Regions from separate parts of the Homo sapiens genome. Here regions 2, 3, 4 and 5 are each linked to region 1. Evidence: chromatin loops called from intact Hi-C (ENCODE). Cell type or tissue: MCF 10A. All regions are shown on one strand. Region 1 overlaps GABRE (gamma-aminobutyric acid type A receptor subunit epsilon). Region 2 has its middle 19 kb from the start of CNGA2. Region 3 has its middle 85 kb from the start of MAGEA4-AS1. Region 4 has its middle 66 kb from the start of MAGEA10. Region 5 overlaps GABRA3 (gamma-aminobutyric acid type A receptor subunit alpha3).

What was found. A loop is a pair of places that touch in the nucleus more often than their neighbours do. Peaks named below come from ENCODE experiments on the same cell type or tissue, not always from the same donor. Only the 100,000 strongest peaks of a DNase experiment are listed, where the experiment ranks them.
Region 2: a loop joins it to region 1, with 5 times the contacts of the local background. A loop is called at or near these places in 5 of 110 quality-filtered maps.
Region 3: it touches region 1 in a loop (10-fold over the local background); 3 of 110 quality-filtered maps call a loop at or near these places.
Region 4: a loop joins it to region 1, with 5 times the contacts of the local background. A loop is called at or near these places in 4 of 110 quality-filtered maps.
Region 5: a loop joins it to region 1, with 7 times the contacts of the local background. A loop is called at or near these places in 2 of 110 quality-filtered maps.

The regions. Positions count from the first base shown.
Region 1 is chrX:151,968,820-151,973,819 of GRCh38, reverse strand. GABRE (gamma-aminobutyric acid type A receptor subunit epsilon) reads left to right here. Exons shown (of 9, transcript NM_004961.4): 2 at 3,418-3,635; 3 at 4,084-4,151. Among named protein-coding and RNA genes, the nearest start is that of GABRE, 3.4 kb to the left of the region's middle. In MCF 10A, no CTCF peak of the experiment used is centred here; a DNase peak (open chromatin) is centred at 2,959.
Region 2 is chrX:151,751,625-151,756,624 of GRCh38, reverse strand. No RefSeq gene overlaps it. Among named protein-coding and RNA genes, the nearest start is that of CNGA2, 19 kb to the right of the region's middle. In MCF 10A, a CTCF peak has its summit at 3,056; DNase peaks (open chromatin) are centred at 1,774, 2,364 and 3,044.
Region 3 is chrX:151,823,139-151,828,138 of GRCh38, reverse strand. No RefSeq gene overlaps it. Among named protein-coding and RNA genes, the nearest start is that of MAGEA4-AS1, 85 kb to the left of the region's middle. RefSeq lists an enhancer at 2,448-2,994. In MCF 10A, a CTCF peak has its summit at 2,133; DNase peaks (open chromatin) are centred at 1,788 and 2,058.
Region 4 is chrX:152,069,794-152,074,793 of GRCh38, reverse strand. No RefSeq gene overlaps it. Among named protein-coding and RNA genes, the nearest start is that of MAGEA10, 66 kb to the left of the region's middle. In MCF 10A, no CTCF peak of the experiment used is centred here; a DNase peak (open chromatin) is centred at 2,333.
Region 5 is chrX:152,341,515-152,346,514 of GRCh38, reverse strand. It overlaps GABRA3 (gamma-aminobutyric acid type A receptor subunit alpha3), which reads left to right. Exons shown (of 10, transcript NM_000808.4): 3 at 813-934. Among named protein-coding and RNA genes, the nearest start is that of MIR105-1, 48 kb to the left of the region's middle. In MCF 10A, a CTCF peak has its summit at 3,010; no DNase peak of the experiment used is centred here.

The DNA.
Region 1 (5,000 bases):
GCCGTAGATTTCAATCCCCTTCTCCCCTTTCAGGTTTCCCTTGAACAACCATCTTCCCTCACACCTTCTCCTCGCCCTGAGACTTGGCTAGGAGGGTCGTGCCCTGGATTTGTGGCTTTTTGGGGTGGAAGATGACTGCTTCGTTTTGTTGTTGTTGTTTTGAGATGGTTCCTGCTGTGTGTGAAGTGTCACAAATTTGCAAGCTTCCTGATCTGTGGAGCTTTCTCGAAGATTCCATGGCACTGGGCTTGTGTCTTGTTTGTCTGTTCTGGGGAGGGAGGGTGGCTTCTCTCCCTACCCCAGATTGCGTTAGCTCATCAGAGAAGGGGATGTGTAGCTGCTTGCTGGCTCACTGGTGCCCTGGAGTGGGGCTAGCCTCAGCAGGAGCTTGATAAATGTCTTTCTATGCGTGCTAGCAATTTCCAGTCATCCACATCCCTCAAAATGGGATGTGGACTAGTTGAGAAAGCTGACGTGGTGACTGGCTAGGGCAAAAGATGGCTCTGGGGTGGGGGAAATAAGAAGGGGTGGTCAGAGAGGAAAACAGCAGGGAAAAGGGACTGGGGAAATGGAAACTGCCCTTCAAGCATAGCAACCTGTGGTGTCAGGAAAGAGCTGAGGAGGTGACAATGGGGTGTACTGGGCCACACTGAACCAGAAGACCTCTCCCTGGTCCAGGCTTAGCCTCAAATTAGTTGTGTGACTTGGGGCACAGTCCTTCCTCTATCTGGGCCTCAGTTTGTCCATCTGTAGAATGAAAAAAAAGATCTGATTTAGAAAAAAATCCAACATCTTTTCTTATGCGCCCCTCCCCCCCCCACTTCTCACACCACCAACAGTCGACTGTTTGGGAGGGGGTAGTGCAGAGATTCAACTTCATGCTGGACCATTATGTCTAGAGACATGTGAATGTCTGAAAAACTGCCCTGGAAAATGCCACTATTCCAATGTGTGAGTGTTTTTCAAGTTTTTATTCTGTCTAGCCCCGAAAGTGAGCTTAATGGCTGGCTGGGGAAAGGTATGCATTGTCAGCAGCTCTTTAACCCCAAGGACCTCAAGATGAGGTTTTGTTTTGTTTGTTTATTGTTGTGTTTTTTTTTTTTAACTGGCAAAAGCCAATTTTAGGATTAAAGCCACCTTATGACCCTCTGATATCATTTTTATTGCAGACCTAGTCTAGGGGCAGGAGGGCTTTGGTGGTCTCAGTGCTTTCAGGTTTATTTGTTTGCCTCTGCACTTTTAAACTTGGGGCAGCGGGGAGGATCTCGTCCATGGATTTCAGACATCTGGGAGGGGCTGCTTCAGGCGTTTAGGTGGTCCTGTCTGGCAGTGCTCAGTCTACCACTGACTGCCAGTTCTGATTGTGCCACGTTTCCAGCCACATCACTCATTTTACAGGGTCTCAGGGCTCCATTTTTCCTCCTCTCTTCCCATAGTCACTGGCCCTTATCTTTTGAGATGGCTGGGAGTTTGGCCTCAGGGAAAGAGGACATCTTCTAGATATGGCATTTGAAAGTAGAAACTGTATTTTCCAAGCCCAGTTCTTCCCTCGCCCACAATGGGAAGTAGCCACTTCAGACATGAGAAATGGTGTGGATTTGGCACATCTGTATGCCACTTAAGCAATTCTAACAGCTTGAAATACTGCAGAAAAAATGCATTTTGCTTCTTAAGTTGGCAGTCCCTTGGTCCGCAATACAGGGGTCATGCCAACGTCTCTTGCCCTGTTTACCCCTTATTTTAGGAAACAAATTGCCTTATGGCTTAAAAAAATCCTTTTGGAAGTGTGACGTGCCAGTAGAAAAGCATAGACATCATGAGTGAACAGCTCAGTGGCTTTTCACAAGTAAACAGGCCCGTGTAACCAACACCTAGATCAGGAAATACAGCATTGCAACCCCCTCACCACACACACACACACACACACACACACACACACACACACACACACAGACACACACACACACACACACACACACACACACACGCATGCATCTCCAAAATGCCTGTCCCCGTACACTTTCCTCCCCAAAGGAAACCACTCTCCTGCCTTCCAGTATCACAGATTAATATGGGACGATGGCTTTTAAAAAGACTTTTAATTATAATTTTTTAAAGACATATAAAGGTAGGGGGAACAGTGCACCCCCATTGTTTGTGAACTCATGGCCACTCTTATTTTCTTTTACACCACCCACCCTCCAATTCCAACTTAGATTGTCTTGAAGCATATCTCAGACATCATATCATTTTATATGTAATTGTTTTAGTATGTATTTCTAGTCATTAATATTTCACAAACATAAGAAAATACCATAATTACACCAAAAATTAAAGAATAATTTATTCATGTCTCAACTGTCCACTCAGTGTTCAAATCTCTCCTATTGTGTCATAAATGATTTCTGTTTGTTTTTCAAGAGTTTGCTTTTAAATAAAATAAGATCCAGATATTAGCAAGTGGGGCATTTTGATTTTTAAAAACACTTTTTATGGAATTAGAACATGTATACAGAGAAGTGCTCAAATCATAAGTGTACAGCTGATGAGTTGTCAGAATATGACCACAGCGGTGTAAAGAAAGCCAAATCAAGGACCCGAATGTGAGCAGGACCTCAGAAGCCCCCTTTGTCACTGCCTCCCAGCAAAGGCAGCACTATCCGGACTTCTAACACCATCGGTGAGTTTCATACCTTGGCAGATGGCCTTTAACATTTTTGTTTAATTCAATTATTCTTACTAATCTTCTTCTTTTTCTTGGCTGTGGTGCATGGCTGTGGAGCTCAGGGTGGACTCCTGTTGGGCAGCCAGTTCCTGGATGGCTGTCTGTGGGTGGAGGACTCCTGCCTTTCCTGTTTAGACACCCACAAAGGCTGCTCTTTAGCCTCCTTCCCTTCATCCCCTTCCCCTGCCCCCAGTGCAACGAGTATTACACAACCAACAAAACCGCAAAATATTCCCACAATTTTCTGGTCCTCTCTGGGAGAGGCCGCTCTGGCTTTCGCAAGCATTCCTCTCAGCCCTGGCCCTCTGCCTGCTCCTCACTCCTGGTTGGTGCTGGTCAGGCTGACTAGAGGCCAAGGCTAGTCACAGTGGGCCAGCGCTCAGACATAAATGCCCTCTTCATTTCACGTGTAACATTCTTTTAAAATCTAGGTCTTGGTTTTGTTGATTTTTTCTTAAATAAAAGAGTGATCATAAAAGAGGGACAGCATAGAAAGTCCCCAAAGAGCAGCAAGGTTTAAAAGAAATTCACAAGCCTAATCTGTCACTGTCTTATAATTTGCTATTACCAGTCACAATTTAACTAGGTTTTGTGTTGAAAACTTGTTTTGGTTTGCTTCTGTCCCAAGAGGCACTAGCTGGGGCCCCTACAGAGTGCAGGGCAGAGCTTCATTTTTCGTTTGAATGTTCTAGGGTCGAGGGACCTCAGACTGAATCAAAGAATGAAGCCTCTTCCCGTGATGTTGTCTATGGCCCCCAGCCCCAGCCTCTGGAAAATCAGCTCCTCTCTGAGGAAACAAAGTCAACTGAGACTGAGACTGGGAGCAGAGTTGGCAAACTGCCAGAAGCCTCTCGCATCCTGAACACTATCCTGAGTAATTATGACCACAAACTGCGCCCTGGCATTGGAGGTGAGGAGCAGAACGACGTTCTTCCCCTCCTAGAGGGTCCAGGGGTTGAGGGCATAGGCATGGAGAATGCACCTGGGCAGTAACAGAGGGTGCCATGCTCATGGACAGGAACATCTGCTATTGACCTGTCAGGTAAGAGATATTAACTCTATTCTCAGCAGTGTCATTGACCTTGATCAAGACTTTTCCCTTCTCTCGCCCTCAGTTTTTCCAGTGGTAAAATGAGAGGACTAAACTAGATTGTTGATCTTCAAGATGTGTGTCCAATTCTTAACAGTCCGTGAGCTTGGTTTTGCCATGAAAGAATAAATAAAGAAATAGGATTAGATGCTGAAACTGTGTGGTCCAACACTTACTTGACTCCCCTTTCATCCCCTCTGACCACTTCCTCCCCCGTCCCATGCGCCTGTTTGACACTTACCCTCTGCTGCTTCTGCTTCCCTTATAGAGAAGCCCACTGTGGTCACTGTTGAGATCTCCGTCAACAGCCTTGGTCCTCTCTCTATCCTAGACATGGTGAGTACTAAGCTTTTTTAGTACTATTTCCTAGCCCAGGGGCTGACCTATGGGACCTTCCACAGACTTCTGCTTTCTGCTCTGTACTTCTGTAACAACTCCAATAATTTATTTTCTGGAGGGAGAAAGGGATTTTTTAACCACTGGTTTGAGAATGAGACTGGAAAAGGTAAGTCCCTTGCTACTTGAAGAGGATCTTCAGAATCATGACCATATCTTCCAGTTTTTTCATTCAAAATAGAAATAATAAAGCAATGTTAAACACCACAATGGACTGCCTCTTTTCTTCTGATAATTATTGTATGGACATAAGTCTAAAGTTACTAGCTCTTGCTCTAAGACTGTTCTATATTTTTGCTCTACTTCCTTCTTTCCTTTTCCACTCGTATCATCATAGTGTCAGCACTGCCCCCATTTGGCTTTCATCATCTCCCACCTAGAATACACCTACTCCACCTACTAAGTTGGCCTCCCAAGTGATGCACCTCCTGCAGTCCCAGCACTGCTTACTACATGCAGTTGAAGGCCCTCCATGGTTGTATTCCTCTTCACCCTTTTAGAGACCACGTGCTTTGGTCACACTAGAATATTGGTGTTCCCAGACCACCTTGTACCTCTGAGCTTTCATTCAAGTGATCTTCTATTTGGTATGCCATTGTTCCACTTTCTTACTTGTCAGCTGCCTTCTTTTTCAGTATCTAGCTCAGACAGCATCTCATTCATGGCATCTCCCCTGACCTCCACACCTGTTAATTGCTCCTTTCTTTCTCATACCACATTCTTCTCTTCGGCAGTTACATCTTTCCAGCTTATATCACAGGTGTTTACCTGATCTTGCCTACATCATTT
Region 2 (5,000 bases), 220 kb after region 1:
GAAGGGTGGGCTAGAAGCCTGAAACATAGGGAGGAGACAGACTGAGAAGGAAAGGGAAGAGAAGGGGCTTGGAGGATAAGCTGGAGCAAGAACTGTGAGAAGGGAAGAGGGATGATGAGAGGTGAGGCAGAAGCAGGGACTAGGCTGCTGGAAAAGACAGAGCCATAGGGAGGAGAGAGGCAGGCAGCAGGAAAAGATGGCTGAGCCATCCTGAAAGACAGAGAAGAGGAGGATGGGAGGATTCGGGAGGACAGAGAAAAAAGTGCCTGGGGAGGGGACAAAGAATGACATGGGGGAAGGAAAAAGCGAGCTTTAGAGGGGGAGATAAAGCAGGGAGGAGAAAAGGGGAAGCAAAAGGGGGAGAGGAGGGAAGAGTGGTCTCAGAGGCAAAAGGAGGAACAGAAGAAAGGGCGAGGAGGAGGGAAAGCAGATGAGAGAGCCACAGAGGGAGAAAGAAGCAAGGAAGGAGGAGGGGCAGGAGGAAGAGGAGCAAGAGAGCAAAGAGAGGAGAGAGAAGCACAAAAAGAAAGGAGTTGGAAGGGGAGCAAAGAAAGGTAAAGGCAAGGAGTGCCACTGCAGATGGCATCTGTGACCCAATTGTGAGGGGTGACCAAATCCAAGCCTGGGAAGACCCATTTCAAAAGGAACATGACAATGGCCTGCCGCTTGTCTCTCAAGAGTCCTTGTGGCATTTCCCCAGCAGAGGGGAGCCAGCTCATGACCTGCCAAGACCCCTTCCACTCCACCAGTGACCCTTTCATGCCCCCTCCGAGTGAGCCCTGCCACCCAGCAAAGCTGAACACCAAGCTCTGCATGTTGGCCTGGCATGAGAGTCAGCTAAGCTTTTCCACCTGTCATCACTCTGCCGCCATAAGTTGCCAGGATAGGGTCCCAGATATCTCCCTCACTCTCTTCTTTTCTTCTTCTCTTCCTCCCTTATTTCCTCCCCTCCTTTCTTCTTTCCTCTTTCCCTTCTTCTTGCCTTCCTTCTCTCCCTCTCTCCTTCCTTTCTTATTCCTTTCTCCATTCAGAGCTGGCCACAGCCTTACCTCACCTCCACGCCCCTCAATCCCACAATGGGGGAGGCGGAGGTCTCGGCCCAGCCCTAGGTCTAGGTTGAATCCCCAGAGCGGAAGCCAGGTAGAACCCAGGAGTGTGTATGGCAGTAATCTCAAAGCTGGCCACTCAGTACAGTCACCACCCCTTTGAGTAGCAGAGAAAAGCTGCTTCCAACTCCAAGCTGTGGCTTTGTAGGGCCAGTAATTCAAAGTACTAGTGATTTACTAGTGGCCCTGATCTAGTGATGGTCACTGGTTATGAAAACTACTCTTAAAATAATGGGCAGATATTAACCACTAAATAAGATTTTCATGCCATTCGAAAACGATTCAATACATGACAAGATTTGAAAATAGAAAAATCAAGTTTTAGCCAGCTCCATCTCAAAATCCTCAAATGTCACCAATCAGGACTTACTCCATCTGGCTATGATGTTATCTCCGCAATTGGGTAAACAACCCACCAGAAACCTGGGTTTCCGGCCCACAGTGGCTCAGTCTGGGGATGCTATCACTTTGAGGTTCAGGAGCAACTTTGGGTTGGCATGACCACAGCAGCCGGTGTTTTGAACCGCACACTCCACTCCTTTCTGCACACAGTACCTGAAACTGTTCCATAACAGGTACAGTTAGCTCTCGGCACGTTTACGCACAGTCACTGCCTCGCCTGCCTTGTCTTTGAGCCAAGGAAAACTGTTTTCTGTTCCACATGGTCAGAGCAGAAAAGGAAGAACAAGACCGTGCCTGTAAAATGAGATGCTGGCAGAGTTCCTGTTTCTCAGATTCTTTACTCCCCCACCTAGCCCTCAGTCCACATCTGCACAAAACTGGTCTATTCTCTGAAACGTCTGCTATGCTATGGACACACCGGACACAACATTGTTTCCTAAAGGGCTGTATTTTTATTTCATAGGCATAATAGAAAACAGCAAGCACCTGAAAAAAATCAAGAAATACACTGGTTTTCCCATTCTTTTAAAAATATTTGTTGGCATCTACTCTGGGTCAGGCACTGGACAGAGACAATGCAATCAAGCAACAAGAGGTGACTTGATTGAATGGGGCTGGGGAGATCTCTAGAGACCCCCCAGATCAGGGTGGCTTTAGAAAAGAAGTCTGTTTCACCTTGAAACCTGAGGGACCCAGTGCTTACAAAAGAGAGAGAAAAGGGGAGAGACATGAGCTAAGGCTTCCGGGCCTGGCCTGAGGAAGCAATGCTCCTGGGCCACTGGTAGTACACCCAAATTGTTGCACTGGTTTTGAGGCGGGGCTTCAACTCAGCCTCTCTAAGCACATTGCATATCCAAGTGCTCAGCAATTAAATCGATCCACAGAGGTGACTCACAGGCAGCCAGCCAGCACAGTCACGGAGCCCTGTCTGCATTACCAATTTGCCTGCTCAAGTTGCTGCCTTGTTAATGTTATTTACCAAGCCCGATGCCCTGAATACCTGTCCCTAGCCCCTGCTGGAGCCCTCCAGCCATTGTCCCTGTTCGCCTGTCACATCTTGTCACTACCTCCCTGAATTCAACAGGTTTGGGCAGCCTGTCTGCAGACCTGCCTCCTCACTCTTGTATCTCCAGGAGCCAGGAAGGTGGCCTAGCAGTCCCAGCCTTACCCTCTCTCAGAACAGGTCCCAGAGGTGAATGGCCTACAGCTCAACCCTCCTCCCTTTCTTTGGGCAAGAGATGGAATGGGTTGCCGACAAAAACCCTGCAGGGTGGCACCGTGTAGTTGGCAAATGTGGCCATTGAGAGGAGAGGGTGAGGGCAAAGGCTCCAAGGGGGATGTGGAGATGAGGAGATCTGAGGCAGGCGCTGAAGAGCTTCCTCCTGCCATGCCCTGTGCCTGCAGCTGCCCTGCTCAAATTCTTTCTTCGCCAGAGGGTCTTGGGGCGCTCCCACTCCTGGAGTACAGGTCGTGCAAAAAAGCTCCCGCTACGTGGAGATTGAGCAAGGGCTTGGCAAGCCCAACGGTGCGCTCGAATCGCGGTGCAAGAGCGTCCCCACCATTCTTTACGGCCGGAGGTGGAACAGCAGCAGGGCGAGCTGTCTGGAGCCCGAGGCAGCCTTAGCTTGGTCAGCCAGGCGCTGTCCAGACCTGGCCCAGGCTGCTGCCCCACCCAGGCCTCTTGCCCAGCCCACTTCAGTCGGCCTTCCAAGACTCGGATCCCGAAAGCTGTGCCCCCTCCAGCACCAGGCAAACAAGCTATATCTTGGTGGAGCAGATTCCACCTTCACAGAGCCAGAGTGCAACAGAATGCCAGAACAGAAGGGTCTCCAGAGACCTTACCCGTTATATAGATAACAAAACAGAGGCTACGGGTTCAAGGAAGTGCCTTGTCCACAGGCAACCCTGGGAACTCCTGATTATTATCTCACCACTGTTCCCATCCAGCTTCAGTCCTGAGCCCCTGTGACCATCCACCTTGCCTTTCTAGACCAACAAAGAGAGTGGGTCTATGCCCCAGGGACTCAGACCCTCAAGAGCCAGAGACCCACGCCTACGGTTCCCTAGGATGCCTACACCTCCAGCTGGCCTCTGATTCCACCACTCCAGGAAGAAGTTGGAGGCACTTGGATATGGCACAAACCCAGGTTATGAAACCCAGTTGGCACTTAAATGACCTAACAACAAATTGCCCAATTTAATTTGCTTACCCGATTCAATAAAGGAGAAACAAGAAACCCAATCTAATTAAAAACATTGATCCGTAGAAACTGGCAACTCCAAAGTCCTGGCTGGAAGTTTGAGCTTAGACAAACTTGAATGATGCAAGTGTACAAGCTGAGGTAAGACGAATCTATCCTCTGACTCCCCAGGAGGGCTGCAAACGGCCTGCGAACTTCCTTTCTTAAAATAAGTGGGAAACTGAACCCAAAAGGGAAAGAAATTTGTTCAGTTCACCACTGAGATCACTTTAACTCCAGGATCTGTAGAGCCCAGGAGAGAGTTAGGTTCATGCTCCACTGAACCCCCTCCTGGCCACAGACTGAGGCCATTGGTCTTGCTCTTCAACACTCTTGCTCACTTGGCTTGTGGGACCTGGCATCTCATCCTGCTTGCCCATCGAGCTCCTCTGCATCTTTCAAGACCCTGGGCAAATATCACGTTCCAGGGACAAATCTGTCCAAAGAAGACAAGACAGAAGCTTGCTGAGGCCCCCTTAGCACTGCCCAGTTTGAGTCATGTGAATATGCAGTTAGGCTGGCAGTGCTGGGAAAGAGCAGGGTCTTCCTCAAGCCTAGGGAAGCCAAGGAAAGAGGCTCTATTGGATACTGTCCTCTTCCCCAGCTACCCTACTGTGCTATGTTCCAGATTTCCAGGAATAGAATAGTCCAAGTCCCCAGAAAATGGGAGTGGAACAGGACCAAGCTTAGGTTACAGGGCTCCCAGGCCAGTGTTCCTACGGGCCCTCTCTAAGCGTGGCCTTGGTCCCAGCCACAGCATTGAGTCCCTTTTGGACCTGGGCTTAGCAAACATTTTATCTAGAAAGGCATCTTCATCACCCTCCCCGTCAGGCTAACTGTAACTGGCTTGGTTTCAGGTCCTAAATCAGGGCTAGATTGTCCTTCCAGGGAAATGTCTGCCTCAGAGAGAAGCAAAATCACTTAGTTCTTGGCAGCTCAGTCTCTGCCAGGGGGAAGTTGACCTGCCACTGAACCCACAGCCAGTATGGCACACCACTCCTCCTGCTGGGGCCAGCTGGTACCCCATGCCTGCCTACCCCAGCTCCCTGTTCAACTGGGGAGCTCTACCTCAGCAGAGCTCCCTGGGGACCAAGTCCACACCCACTCTCCTCCTCCACACACATACCCTCTTGCAAGTAGCTTTGGCTATAGGAGGGTAGCATGAATCTCACACAGCCCCATCCTCCAGGAGCAAGGAAGGGGGAAAGCCACAAATACAGATGATAGCTGAGTCACACTTGTTTATAGGGGA
Region 3 (5,000 bases), 150 kb after region 1:
ATAATTCATTTCATCCTCACAATAATCTTTTGAAGTGTGGAGTTACTGTCTTTATCCTACAGATGAAGGAACTGAGGCAAAGAGAGGTTAAATAACTTGTCCAAGGTCACATGACTGGTAAATGGCAGTCAGGATTCCAAACCGCGTAGCCTCTACTTCAACTCTCTCGCCTGCCTCATTCCACAAGCACCTGCCCTCTGGGTAGATCTGCGATGGATCCCCTATAGGAAACATCTTATTCACTGCCTATTAAGAGACTCAAGACTCCAAAGAGATGTGGTCTGACCAGAGACAGTGGAGTGGGTAAGAATGTCCTGGCTCAGAGCCAGCGTGTTTCTATTTTCCCACTTGCTATTATTACTGCTGCCTTAGCTCAATCAGCAGCAGCAGCAAAAACAACCTAGCACTTCCTTGGAACCCCAATCCTGCTTTCTCCATTTGAACACCCTGAGAGTCCTATGGGAAGAGGCAGGGCACGTGCTGTGGGCCTGGAAGGAAGGAGGAGGCGACACAATAATGTTGCCAGAGGCCAGGGAAGGAGGCAAGGGGAGGAGAGTATTAATGAACCCAGGGAATCATGACCAAGGGCAGAGGAGGATGAGGTCCCACAGGCAGAGAAGGGGAGAGGTCATGAGGTGCAAGCCTTTTAGCAGAGCCCAGACTGAGGGGCAGAGAGTGAGGGCAAACAAGCTTCGGTGAGATCGAAATGACACCTCAAAGCAGCCCTTGTGGGAACAGTGAGCTGCCTTGATTGTTGACAATGAATGGTGACTTCCAGACTGTCATCCGACATAGAGACACGGTAGGCACCTGAAGCAGGGTCCACTGCAGCAGGCTCTAAGCCCTGTGCTTCACGGGCCGCTGTATTCTTACCCTTTTGCTGTGCCACAGACCCTTAGCTGAAAGATGAAGCCCACAGATTCCTTCTGACAATAATACTTGAAATGCATAAAAATACACAAGGTTATAAAGGAAACAAATTATATCCAAATATCAAACAAAACTTGTATGAGATGCTAATATAAATTTTTTGTATTAATGCATGAAATCAAATCTAGTGGTGACTGTAACTACTACTATAATTTCAAACTACTGTCCACTATAAGGGCTGTCTGGAGATAGCTACAATAATAATGTGATATGAAAATCCCTCTGATTTCTCTCAGTGGCAAAGCCTCACGTACTACTAATGCTACTGTGGTTCATTGCCTACATTCAAAATTGAATGAAATTAGAAATTTCAATTAGAAGTTGATGAAAATAGAAATTCATTTTTTTCCTCCCAAGATCACAGGGGTCCTGTTTGATGGGCAATGGGAATTCATTGGTCTTGGGACAAGATGATTAGAGAGCTAGTCCCAGGTTTCCTACTCATCATGTGTCTTGAAAGTGTTATCTGACTCTTGATGGCCAGCTCACAAAATAACTCTGTTCTTCCTTCTCTCGAGCATTCATGAGAAGGTGGGCCTGCTGAGTTATCTGCCCCGGTTCTGGAGACCAGGTAGGGGGAAGTTCAATCCCAAGTCCAGGTCCAAATCCAACAATCTTCCAGCTCCTATACAGGTCCTCATGCTCACAGGACCATCCTTGGATATGGAAGGGGGTTGCTCCTATCTTTGTCAACTGGTTCCAGAGGCCACGACTGAAAAGGAATTCAGACAAAGGTCACAATTCTGCCTTGTTGGAGTAAGCCAGCCCCACCCTAGTGGAGCCCTGTGAAGCAAGCACACACATCTGGTTGGATATAGCATGGAATGTTCATTACAAAATCAGTTATGCTTTTACAGTAAGCCCCAGGGAGTTTGGCAGACAAAGCAAATGACATAAAATGAGATCGAGCGTGAGAGTGAGCGAGCCAGGGAGAGCAAGCGGAAAAGAGAGAGAGAGAGAGAGAGAGAGAGAATGAATCTTAGAGAATTAAATTTGAAAGAGGCCTTAGAGGCCCTGTAGCCCAGCTCCTTTGTCTCTGTTGGAGATGCCAAGGCCCAGAGAAGGGACATGCCCTAGTGGGACCCCTGAGTAGCTCAGTGCTGAGTCACTGGCTAATTTCTTGCTCTTTGCCCTTGGCAACTCATGTCTATTTGACCAGAGATGAACCAATTGGCTTGGAAGATGCTTCTGGAAGCACTATTCAAATTAGCCAACAGCTCCTCCATGCTGCTGTATTTGTCATAACAAACACAAGAATAAATAATGCAGCCTTGAGGAGGGGCAGCCAGAAATGTCTGTACGGATGCCAGAAGCAGCCAGGGATCCCCTTTGGGGCATGCTGGGGCCCTCAGGAGGGTCCCAGGTGCTGGATTTGGCTATGACCACAGGGCATAAAGTGTGAGTGCAGCTGAGGCTTTTCTGCGTGTATAATTTCCTTCTCTGATTTCCCAAGGAGTTAATGAAAAGATTATAATCATCATCATTTTCAGCAGCACCATTGTTTTGCACTTTCATTACTTAGGTGGGTTTTAGCCCTACATAGGTTGATGGCCCTCAGTCCTTACTTGCACCCAGGACCAAATGGACCACTGGGCCAGTGCAGGACTCTGAACTCCAGCTCAGATTTCAGGCCCAGCTCTTCCTCTTTCCAGGTGAATGGGATGACTTGAGTGAATTCCCAACCTTCCTGAATCTCAGTCCCCAACTTGCAGAATAGAGAACTTAACCTCTAGCTTGTGATCTGATGGGACAACAGGTTCTGATTGCTGCTCACCATTCTCCCTCTTTGTGTGGGGATTACACAGATAGCTCCTATTGAAAAGCCTGCTCCCTGGGGGTCATACCGTTTTCTTGTTTGCAAGAAGGAGCACTTGACAGAGGCACCAGCACACTCAAAAGCGAAATCTGAGAAGAATGTAATTTTCTACTTTTTCTTCTTGCACAAAAGGGAAAATGATTTACTGCATCGCTCCCCAGAGCTTGATGTCAGCTGGCTGTAGCCACTGCTACATTAGGGAGTGACAAATCTGAAGCTTGCCATCAGAGTTTATGAACAATTTATGAGGGCAAAATATGCATCAAGCTCTGATCTTTCAGGCTAGGGAGGTAAGGCAGGGGAAAGGCCAGAGGTCACCTAGCCAGCCTCCTGCCTCTGACCACACACATTTCAGCTTTACACTAAGGTCAAATGACCAGCAGCTATAAACATGATGCAGGAAGAATGTCTTGCTGGGCACTGCAATTCATAAACCTACCTCCATCCAGAGGTAGAGGTTGGAAAAGAAAGAGCACAGGCCCTGGAATCAGACAGACCTAAGTTCCCCTCCCAGTGCTGCCACTTAAGATCTACGCAACTTTGCATCATTCTCTTTCCTTCTGTGAACAGAAGTTTCTCCAGTGACCTTCAAGTTGGTCTGTAGCCTTGACCTTTATCTTATTTCCTGTCCTCCAGGTATCTACTAGAGACTCCTGTGTGCCCCACCTCTGAACTCTGAATCTTTTCCTGAGTCCTGCTCCTCTTCCTTTGCATGCACATCCATCAACCTACCTACATTCATTGTCATAGACTCTGCCTTCCCCCGTCACTCTGGATGAACTGTCCCTTCTCTGATCTTAGAGCAGCCGCTCCAATTGTGCCCTTGATCCTATGCTTTTTTACCTACTCAAGGACATCACTATAGTGGTTTTCTCCTCTATCTGCATCATGCCACTTTCCCTCTCTACTAGATCATCTCCATCCACATGCAAACATGGCTTCTATCTACCATCTTCAAAAGATCCAAACCTTGATCCTGTCTCCTCCAGCTACCAATTTTCTTAACCCCAAAGTGAGCCAAACACCTACAAAGAGTTGTGTTCCTTTCTGGCTCCTCTTCTGTATTTCAAGTTGTTTCCCTATTCTTGTCAGCTTCTGATCCACTATTTCACTGAAATGGTTCTTAACTAGGCATAAATGGGTTCAATCGGCAAAAGCCCACATCTTCCTGAAGCTTATGATCACTTCTGTCCTCATCACTCTAGACCTTCCAGCAGCATTTGACATGGTAATCACTCCTTTATTCTTAAAATATTCTCTTCTCTGGGCAAGACCTAGAATTACTCTCACCCAGTTTTCAACCGATTTGTAGCTTCTTCTCTTTTACTGGAGCTTCTTCTTCTTCTTGATGTCTGTCCGAATGTCAAAGTGCCCTAGGGCTCCATCCTTGACCTTCTCCATGTCATCTATACTCCCTCCCTAGGAGATCACTTGATTTGCAATATTGTTTGGGCAATGATAACTTCCAGATTTATCTCTCCATCATGATCTCTCCCCTAAATATTGGACTCATGTATCAAAATACCTACTTGTCATCTCCACGTGTGTGATAGATATCTCAGACTTCACATATAACAAACACAATTCTTGATTAGCCACCTTCTGCCATCACTAAGTTTGCTCCTCCCTCAGTTTCTCCCCAAAGGGCACCACCATTTACTCATTTGCTTTGGCTTCCCTCAAAATTATGAGTCAAACTTGATTCCTCTCTTTCGATCAATCACTTCCAATAGCCTACAAATTGACAAATGCTGTGAGCAATATCTTCAATATGTAGCATTCAACCACTACCCACCACCTCTACTGCCACCACTGCGTTCCAAGCCACCACTATCTCCACCCCTGATTATTGCAATATAGTCTCATCTAGTCCAATCTGACTACTGGCTCCACTACTCACTCCACTGAACTTGAACATTACCAGTGACCTCCACATTACTAAATCCGTTGGTCACTTCTCTGTCATCTTGCTTGACCTTTTAGGAACATTGGGAAGAGGAATCCACAAGCTTGTCTGGTTTCTTTTATATCTCTCTGTGTATTTATTATCAGCCTCCTCAGTTGGCCCCTCCTTCTCTACTGTACTTCAACCTCTATCTCTGGTTAAAACATCAGCTCTGAGCTTCAGACCTATATAACCAATTGTCTACTAGCTATTTTCTCTTAAATGTACCAGAAAATGCCTCAATGTCCAAAACTGAACTCTCGATCTTCTTCCCAGGGCTTTTTGACCCCCAGTGGCCCCCGTCCACTA
Region 4 (5,000 bases), 100 kb before region 1:
TAGAGAAGAGCTGAATAACCTGACAATCATGTTGGGCAATGCTAGTACCCAAGCCACTGCCAGGCTCTGGCAAAAGAGGGGAGTAAGATAGGAAGAATATATTCTCTAAATGCAGATGGCTGTAGAAAAAAAAGGAGGAAGCAAACTGGCCATCACAAAAGGGGATATGAAATGAATAGAGGGGTTTAGTAATTTCTTGAGTTAGTTTCAAGAACCCATGAAATGTACCACCTTAGATGCATTCCTTTGATATTATGCATGTGGTTGGTTCCTGCTTTTCCATGACAAGGACTGGTCTTTCTTTCTTTTTTTTTTTTTTAACTGAACTGAAAAACCTTTATGATAGAACTGACATTACATTTAAAAAAGTAAAACAACCCTCCAGTATCACAGTCTTCCTTTTGTTGCCCAGCTTCAATTGCGTCCAAAAATATCTGAGGCCCTGGAGGACTCACTTGTAGATAAACCTGAGTGTCCTACAATGGCATTCAATTCCTTTGTACATGAGTCATTTGGTTGCAGTTTTATTTAAAATCAGTTGGAAATGTTTAATCAAAGTATTCAAAAATTGGAAACCCAAAAAAACTGAAGCTTTTAGAAAACTGTAATTATTGAAAGCAAAGCATGAATATAGGCATTGAAATTTGTTCTTATAAAAGCATGGAATAAACAGAATAAATTAAAATTTGAAAGCTCAAAAATGTTTTAAATTTATATTTTAAGTTCAGGGGTACATATGCAGGTTTGTTCCATAGGTAAACTTGTCTCTTTGTTTTTGTACAGATTATTTCATCAATGAGGTATTAAGCCTAGTTACCATTAGTTATTTTTCCTGATTCTTTCTCTCTTCCCACTCTCCACCCTCTGATAGGCCCCAGTTGTGTGTAGTTCCTCACTATGTGTCCATGTGAAAGACTTGGAACCAGCCCAAATGTCCAACAATGATAGACTGGAATAAGAAAATGTGGCACATATACACCATGGAATACTATGCAGCCATAAAAAATGATGAGTTCATGTCCTTTGTAGGGACATGGATGAAATTGGAAATCATCATTCTCAGTAAACTATCGCAAGAACAAAAAACCAAACACCCCATATTCTCACTCATAGGTGGGAATTGAACAATGAGAACACATGGACACAGGAAGGGGAACATCACACTCTGGGGACTGTTGTGGGGTGGGGGGAGGAGGGAGGGATAGCTTTAGGAGATATACCTAATGCTAAATGACGAGTTAATGGGTGCAGCACACCAGCATGACACATGTATACATATGTAACAAACCTGCACGTTGTGCACATGTACCCTAAAACATAAAGTATAATAATAATAAAAAAAAACAAAAAAAAACAAAAAATTAAATCTTACATACAATTTGAGCTTTCCATAAGAAAGAATGAGATCATGTCCTTTGCAGGGCCATGGATGGAGCTGAAGGCCATTGTGCTTAGCAAACTAATGCAGGAACAGAAAACCAATACTGCATGTTTTCACTTATAAATGAAAGGACTGGTCTTTCTAAAGAGTTCTAGTCACTGCAGTCAGTAAAAAAGGCAGTTTGACATAATGGTTAAGATTTTTTCTCCCTGGAGTCAGACTGCCTGGGATCAAGTTTTAGTTCTGCTACTTGCCAACTGTTATCTTGGATAACTTCACTACAAAACTTCATCACAGCTTCTTTGTTTGTGAGGCAGGACAATGATAATAGTAGCACCTATATCCTAGGCCTATGAGAATGAGGAATACATGAGTGAATATGTGTAAAGTGCTCAGGAAAGGGTCTGGCCCATGGTAAGCACTCAATGACTGTTATCAGTGCCTGTTGCTGAGGACTAGGATGTAAGGGAAAGCAAGCTGGAGGGAGAGAACACATGCATGGGATAATGCCTGTGAATGAAACTGATAACTAGAAATTGGGCAATTTAAAATTATTTGTTGGGATGATTTCTCCCGAGCCTTTCTCTCTTCCGTGGTATGTGATATTTTCAAGAATATGATTTGCTTTTATTTTGGCCTAAGGCCACCTCAAGTGGTAAAATCCCTTCATGTCCTGCCCCAGCTTCTTTCCAATTCCACTCTGCTCTTAGGTCCACCAGCTCCAATATCATGCCAGCTAACTGCTACTGCCTTCTTTATCCTCATTGCCCCTTTTCCTCTCTTCTCTTGTTCAAACTGTCACTCTTCAAAAGTGTCTCCTCGCCCACTTGTGTCATTTGCCCTGGGCAATTCTACTGGCGAGGACCTTCTAGAAGAGGAGAGAAAACTCCTGCTGCACTTGGCAGGGTCTGCTATGCAGTGACTCATTGGAGTGGTTAAGGGATGTCCAGAAGCTGGTTCTCAGCTATTTTTCCAATTCAGACAATGTTACGGCCCTAGAGATGACTCATTCCATTGTTTATTTGCTTACTTCATGTAACATGCGCCTTGTTCTGCCAGGCCCTGTGAGGGCTACAGGTGTGGTTGTGTGCCTGTGTGTGAGAGAACATATGTGGACATGTGTATTCATGTGTACATGCACATGCACAAGTGTGCATGTAGGGGGCACAATGCAAATTCATCCCACTCAGAGATCAGGCTCTGGGAGACAGGCTGATTTGGCAGGTGCTAGATGCCTACTCCTCCATTTCCATTGAAAGGCATGGTAGCCTAAAAGTCATACACATACCCTCCTTTTCTGATAAGACCACTTGGGATCAGACATCAGTCCTGGGAGGGTAGCTACTTTGCCAATCCAAGTTCTCCCTTTGTAAGATTCCTTTCCAGCCTCCAACAAAGTCGATTATAACTAACCTTTCTCTACCAGATGATATAAATTTTGCTACCGTTCCAGTCTTTCTTCTTTTTTTTCATACAAGATGAACACTTTTCTTTTATCAGTTATCAAGATTACTTGCTGAGATTCAAGTAACAGCAGACTCCTTGGAGGGCATATGCTCACCAATCATCTCAGCAACATGGCACAAAGATGTAAGCTCCTCAAGCAAATAAGGCCTCTAGGGAATTTTAATGTCTAAATTAATATTTTCTGACCCTATCCTTAGATTCAGATTTTCTGCAGTCAAATCCTTATAACCAAGTTAGCAAAGCCAGTAAGAAGCAGGGGTGAAAAGGGGTGCTTAGAGATCATCTAGTTTAATCCCATTAGTGGACAAATGGGAAATAGAAGGTTCAGAGTAAGTAACTGACCCATTAAAAGTCATAGATGAAGTGAGTGACAGTGCCGGACTAGGACTGGATCTCCTTCCCCACACCCCACCCCCACCTCCTGGACTAAGGCTCTTCATACCTCTCTGTGCCCTACTCTGAAGATTATTTGGAGCTGCAGTCTTTACTTCTGGGCTTCTCCATTGAGTCCATGAGCTTTAAGACTCACCCAGGGCATAGGATAGGATTATGAAACTCAGTCAACCCATCTTTAAGGAGCCTCTGATGGGATTTAAATAAAGAAGAGGACCCTGGGTTTTAAGGCTTGGAAGCCATTCAGATGGATTGGCTGTACATGTGTGGCACTGGGGAAAGAGAAACCCATATCCCAAGGTAGAAATGGGATGGCAGACTGAAATAAAAAGGCAAGCTAGCCCTTCTGTTAGCTTTCTGAGCCCATAGACTTTCCCTGTGAACTGTTGAGTAATGAGCAGAGTTAGAGAATAGACTAGCAGATAACAGAAGTGTATTGCTAAGGCCGGGCATGGTGGCTTACACCTGTAATCCCAGCACTTTAGGAGGCTGAAGTGGGCAGATCACTTGAGGCCAGGACTTCGAGACCAGCCTGGCCAACATGATGAAACCCTGTCTCTACTAAAAATACAAAAATTAGCCAGGTGTGGTGGCACACACGTGTAATACCAGCTACTTGGGAGGCTGAGGCACAAGAATTGCTTGAACCCAGGAGGCAGAGGTTGCATACGTACCCTTCTATACTTCTATACCATACTTCTACACTTTCATGAAACAACACAACCACTCTATGTGTCTGTCTGATAAGAACAGAGTATCCTCTGTACAAAAGTAGACATTCTCATCCTTTCTTCAAAGTGAGGAGATGGAAAGACCCTAAAATTTTTGCATCTACTTCTGGGAAACAATCACATAATCTGGCTCTGAGATATATTAATTTCTCCACAAATTCAGTCACAGTGCTGAATATTCTTTTATAAAAAGATAAAATTGTAAAGTTAACCACCAAATAAACTTGTATTAAATAGTATGAGGAAATATAAGAGAAAGGAAAAAATATGAATAGCTATTATAATCCATGTTTCTGTACCTTGTCATGAGACCATAGTGGAATTTTTAACTTGCTCTTTGCCTTCACCTGTGACCTCAACTGGATGGAATTCTTTATCTGGTAGCATGACTCAAACCTTCATCCCTGAAAAATCTGAAGCTTAATGGTCCTACCTTTTTTTTTTGTTGTTGTTGTTACTATAATTTCCCATTAACTTTTATTTTGGTGGAAGTACAGTCATGCATTGCTTAATGATGGGGATACATTCTGAGAAATGCATCATTAGGCGATTTTATCATTGTGTAATCATCATAGAGTGTATTTAGACAAACCTAGATGGTAAAGCCTACCACGCACCTAGGCTACATAGTACAGCTTATTGCTCCTAGGCTCCACACCTGTACAGCATATTACTGTATTGAATACAATGCAGGCAATTGTAACAAAATGGTAAGTATTTGTGTATCTAAACACATCCAACCATAGAAAAGGGGTAGTAAAGATACAATATAACCTTATGGAACCACTGTCACATGCATGATCTATCATTGACTGAAATGTTGTTATGTGGTGCATAACTGTATTTAAAAAAGGCACAGGAGAATCTCCACTGTTCCAGATATAGTACTCTCTGCCTTCATTATGTAGCAGCAACCCAATTCCACTTGGTTATCAGGATCAATCATACCAGCCATTATAATAATCCTTCTTTACCTCATGGTTCAGTAGAATGAAGATCTCAAAATGATCAGGTCATTGTCTCACCTT
Region 5 (5,000 bases), 370 kb before region 1:
AAGCTTTGTAATTTGATGTGATCCCATTTGTCCATTTTTGCTTTGGTTGCCTGTGCTTGTAGGGTATTGCTCAAGAAATTTTTGCCCAGACTGATGTCCTGGAGATGTTCCCCAAAGTTTTCTTGTAGTAGTCTTATAGTGTGAAGTCTTGGATTTCAGTCTTTTAATCCATTTTGATGTGATTTTTGTATATTGCAAGAGATAGGGGTCTAGTTTCAGTCTTCTGCATATGGATATCCAGTTTTCCCAGCACCGTTTATTGAAAAGACTGTCTTTTTTTCCAGTGTATGTTCTTGATATTCAGCAAATAGTTTTCCCTTTCCCCATAGGATGAGGGTAGAAGTAGACTATGTACAATTTAAGGATCTGTCTAACCCTGTTTTTCTGTGAACTTAAATTTCTCTGGGCTAGAAGTGAGGTAAGTTCTCAGTAACATTTCCCTTCTTTATTTTGATGCCTGTTTAATCATGCAACACAATTTGATGAACCAACTGTATGCCGGGAAATGTTCTCAGTGACATTCTGTCCAGAATTTCTACTTGTGTCTCTTTACTGCTGGGTTGGGGCCAGGATATATGCCTGGCAAAGCTCATACCAATGCTAGAGTAAGAGTTCGAGTATTAACCACACTGTCTGCCTCCTACACAAGCAATCATTGTGACAAATATGTAGTGATTGCTATTTTGGATAAGATATAGGTCTATGTAATTGGCCCAGTCTATTAATTGAAATCTTGAATTACGATATCTAGTCATGTATTTTTTTTCCTATTAAGAACTATTATTTTTTTTCTTTTCCTTGCATTGCCTCAGGCTGTCTCCTAAGCATGCCCCAGATATTCCTGATGACAGCACTGACAACATCACTATCTTCACCAGAATCTTGGATCGTCTTCTGGACGGCTATGACAACCGGCTGCGACCTGGGCTTGGAGGTCAGTCCTTTTAAGATCTTTGAAGTCCTTTTCAGATCTTCTTCTTGGCCATTGTTATCTAAAAACAGTTATAAGGTGCCTTCAGTAGTCTATTGGCCAATGAGATTAGTGTAAAGCTGAATTTCTTCCCTATGAGCACTAAAAATTAGTCATAATCCTTCATTTCAGTAGGTGATTTCTCTGGTCTGGCTTCAGAAGATTCTAGGTTTTTGCTAGGTGCATATGGAGTAATACACAGATGTTCCATGACTCACAATGGTTTGACGTATGATTTTTGTCTTTATGATGGGTTTATGGGACATAGCCCAATGGATTTAGACTTACTATATTTCCAACTTATGATGGGTTTATTGGGATGGGGTCTTGTAAGTTGAGGAGCATCTCTCCCTCAAGGTTAGACAATGCCCATTTCTAGTAACAGAATACCAATACCTGCCTGGGTGACTGGTGTGGTCCAGGAAAAGCTGAGAAACATGCCTTTGTTTTCAAAACCCTGAGCATATATCAGCCTGACACTCCAAAAAGGAATAATCTACTGGCTATGTGAGATCTTAGTTGGCCATCAGTTTAGTATAATCAGCAATATGATCACAATAAGGTAAATATATTATAATATATCACGGGTTATTATAAATTCACAAAATGTAATCTAATGCTCTTTTGTAATCTGTAGTCCATATTCAAATTTTTCCAATTATCCCCAAAATGTACTTTATAGAAATTTTCATTGATTTAGGATTCAATCTAGGATTATGCATTACATTTATTGTTGTGTCTGTTTAGCCTACACTCAGCATTTCTTTGTCTTTCATGACATTGATTAAATCTTCCATATTTATTTTCAAAGTAACACCATAGGAGTTAATTATGTCTTTATCAGCACATTGCTCAAGAAGGGACTTGAAGTCTGTTTGCTCCATTACTGGTAATGTTAATGTAGATGTTTACCAGGTTGCTGCACTCTAAAATTACTATTTTAAAAGTTTATAATTAATACGTAATTTGTGGAGAGATGTTCTGACACTATTTTATGCCTTTTCCAGCTTACACCCAATAGTCTTAACAACTATAGATTATCCCTGTGAGACTAATAACAATTATGGTGGCAAAATGGTGATTTTCTAAAGCGATTATTATTCTACACTTACTAAATGACATTCTATTGTAAGAAAAAATCTCTTTCTCTTTAATTAATTAGCTAATGTCAGTATGAATGGATTTTTGCTTTATTCGGTGGATTACAGTCCATTAATATCATTCATTTCAATAGACTATTTTGATTAAAATTTTTGCTAATAATTTCCCATATTCCCTAAGTGGAAGCCTATTCCATTTGGCTTCTGTTTCCTTTTGATATGCTCTCATTTTTTGAGTACTTTCTTATTATATGGCATGACAGTATATTCCAGACTTATTTTGTACTTTCATAATCCAGCCTTGGAATTAGTCATTTTTCCAAGAATAAGTGGTACCTTTTTTGGGAAATTACATTTAGAATCAAATTTCTGGCTGCTAGGTGTCCTCATTACTGCTAGGATCTCATTGCTTCCAGGATTTTTCAGTAGATAGAACTGGGAAAATAGCAAATGCACACACACTCACACATATACACACACAGATGTATTGTATATATGTATATGTATGTGTGTGTGCATGTATGGCAATAAGTTTACACTGATACTACTAATTGCAGTCCAACAAGTACTTTTAATTGATACATGTACCCATTTGTTTAATCCTACAATATACAAAAATATTTTGAAATTACTACACCCATAGTACTACAATAAACACATTAAGTAAAGTTAAATATATATTTGCAGTTTTTTCATTGTGTTTTGATTTTGGACTAAGGCTATGTAACGCCTGCTTTTATATAAATAATGGATTAGAGTAGAGCGGTATTGAAGGAGGAGAGACCAGTCACAAATTAATTGCAATTTTCTAGGATGAAAATAATGACTGTGTGAATGGAGAGAATTTGGTGACTGCTTAGATTATGGGGTTAGAAAAAGAGGAGGAGAAAGGGATAACTTCTAGGTTCCTGGCTTGTATCACTGGGTGGTGCTATTTTCTAAAATAGGGAAGACTGGAGGGAGAATGGTGCAATTGCGTTTTGTTTTTTTTTTTTTTGGATTTGAGGTTGGAACAATTAATATGGAAAGAAGAGAAAGAAAATAAGGACCAGATTTACTCTCCCATCTTAAACAACCACAAAGAAATGAACAAATATATAGTGTTTTATAGAAATCAAACAAAGGCAGCACAGGATATTGATTCCTGAAAGAAAGAAAACAAACAAGGTGAGCTCTGTGATTGCTGATCCTTAACTGCCTGGAGCAAATTTTTAGGCTACAGTGCAGGGAGGGGAGCCCAGATAGCGTCTGGTGGACTGTTTCAGTTGAGAAGAAGTTGAGAAATTGGGGAGGCCAAGGTTATTAATTCATAAGGCAGAGGAGAAGATAGAGCTGCATGGAGACTAAAAAGTTGTGGAGAGAAAGACAGAGAGAGAGAAAGCAGAAATCTGTAGAGGGTGCTTCACAAGTTTTCAAGTATGTACTCCTTACCTCACAACTCAAGGATGTACTCCTTACCTCACAGCTCAAGGATGAGGAAAAGACCACTGGAAACAGTGGGTAAAACATCAGGGTTTGGAATAACTTGTGTTTTCACCAACCAGAGTTTCCATCACTCTACTTGGTGGAAACACTTTTAACACCTGGTACATGGGGTAGGGTACTTAGAATATGGCCTCAGTGGCATGGCAAAATTATCCCAAGACTAAAGGCTGCTCTAGTCCCACATGACAAAGGTTAAAATCAAGCTTCAAAGAATTTAACTATTTCTAAGTAACACATTATCTCGGAACAAAAATCAAAAATATTTATAGCAGTAAAAAAATCTGATATCTGACAAAGTGGAATTCACGATGATTCCAGTCAAAAGTTTCCAGTCAAAAAATTTGAGAAAATTTTCTGGAAAAAAGTTTCCAGTCAAAAATTACCAAGCATGCAAGGAAACAAGAAACTACAACCCAAAAAGGACAGAAACGCTAATAAGCCTAAGGATATAGCAATAATAATTAGCAAAAACAAGACATGGAGAGAAAGAAAGACTGAAAAATGAAATGGAAATCAGTGCACTGTGGTACAGCTTCATGTAGTCTAATGTAACTGTAATGGGATTATCTGAAGGGGGCAGAAAATATACTTGAAGAAAAACTGGTCAAAAGATTCTGACTTTTTGGGCAAATGACATTAATAGACATTTCTCAAAAGAATATATATAAATGGTTAAGAAACATGTGAAAAACTGCTCAACATCACTAATCATCAGGGAAATGCAAATTAAAACCACAGTGAGATACTACATTCCTCCTGCAAGAATGGCCATTATTAAAAAGTCAATAGGGCCGGGCGTGGTGGCTCACGCCTATAATCCCAAAACTTTGAGAGGCTGAGGTGGGCGGATCACGAGGTCAGGAGTTCGAGACCAGCCTGGCTAATATGATGAAGCCCCGTCTCTACTAAAAATACAAAAATTAGCCAGGCGTGGTGAGGTGTGCCTGTAGTCCCAGCTACTTGGGAGGCTGAGGCAGGAGAATTGCTTGAATCCGGGAGACGGAGGTTGCAGTGACCTGAGATCACGCCACTGCATTCCAGCCTGGGCAACAGAGTGAGACTCCATCTAAAATAAAATAGAATAAAATAAAATAAAGTAAAATAAAACAAAATAAAGTCAGGCTGGGCATGGTGGCTCATGCCTGTAATCCCAGCACTTTTGGAGGCCGAGGCAGGTAGATCACAAGGTCAAGAGATCGAGACCATCCTGGATAACATTGTGAAACCCCGTCTCTACGAAAAATACAAAAAAATTAGCGGGGGGTAGTGGTGTGTGCCTGTAGTCCCAGCTAGTTGGGAGGCTGAGGCAGGAGAATGGCTTGAATCCGGGAGGCAGAGATGGTAGTGAGCCAAGATCACGCCACTGCACTCCAGCCTGGCAACAGAGCAAGACTCAAAAAAAAAAAAAAAAAAAGTCAATAGATGTTGTTATGGATATGGTGAAA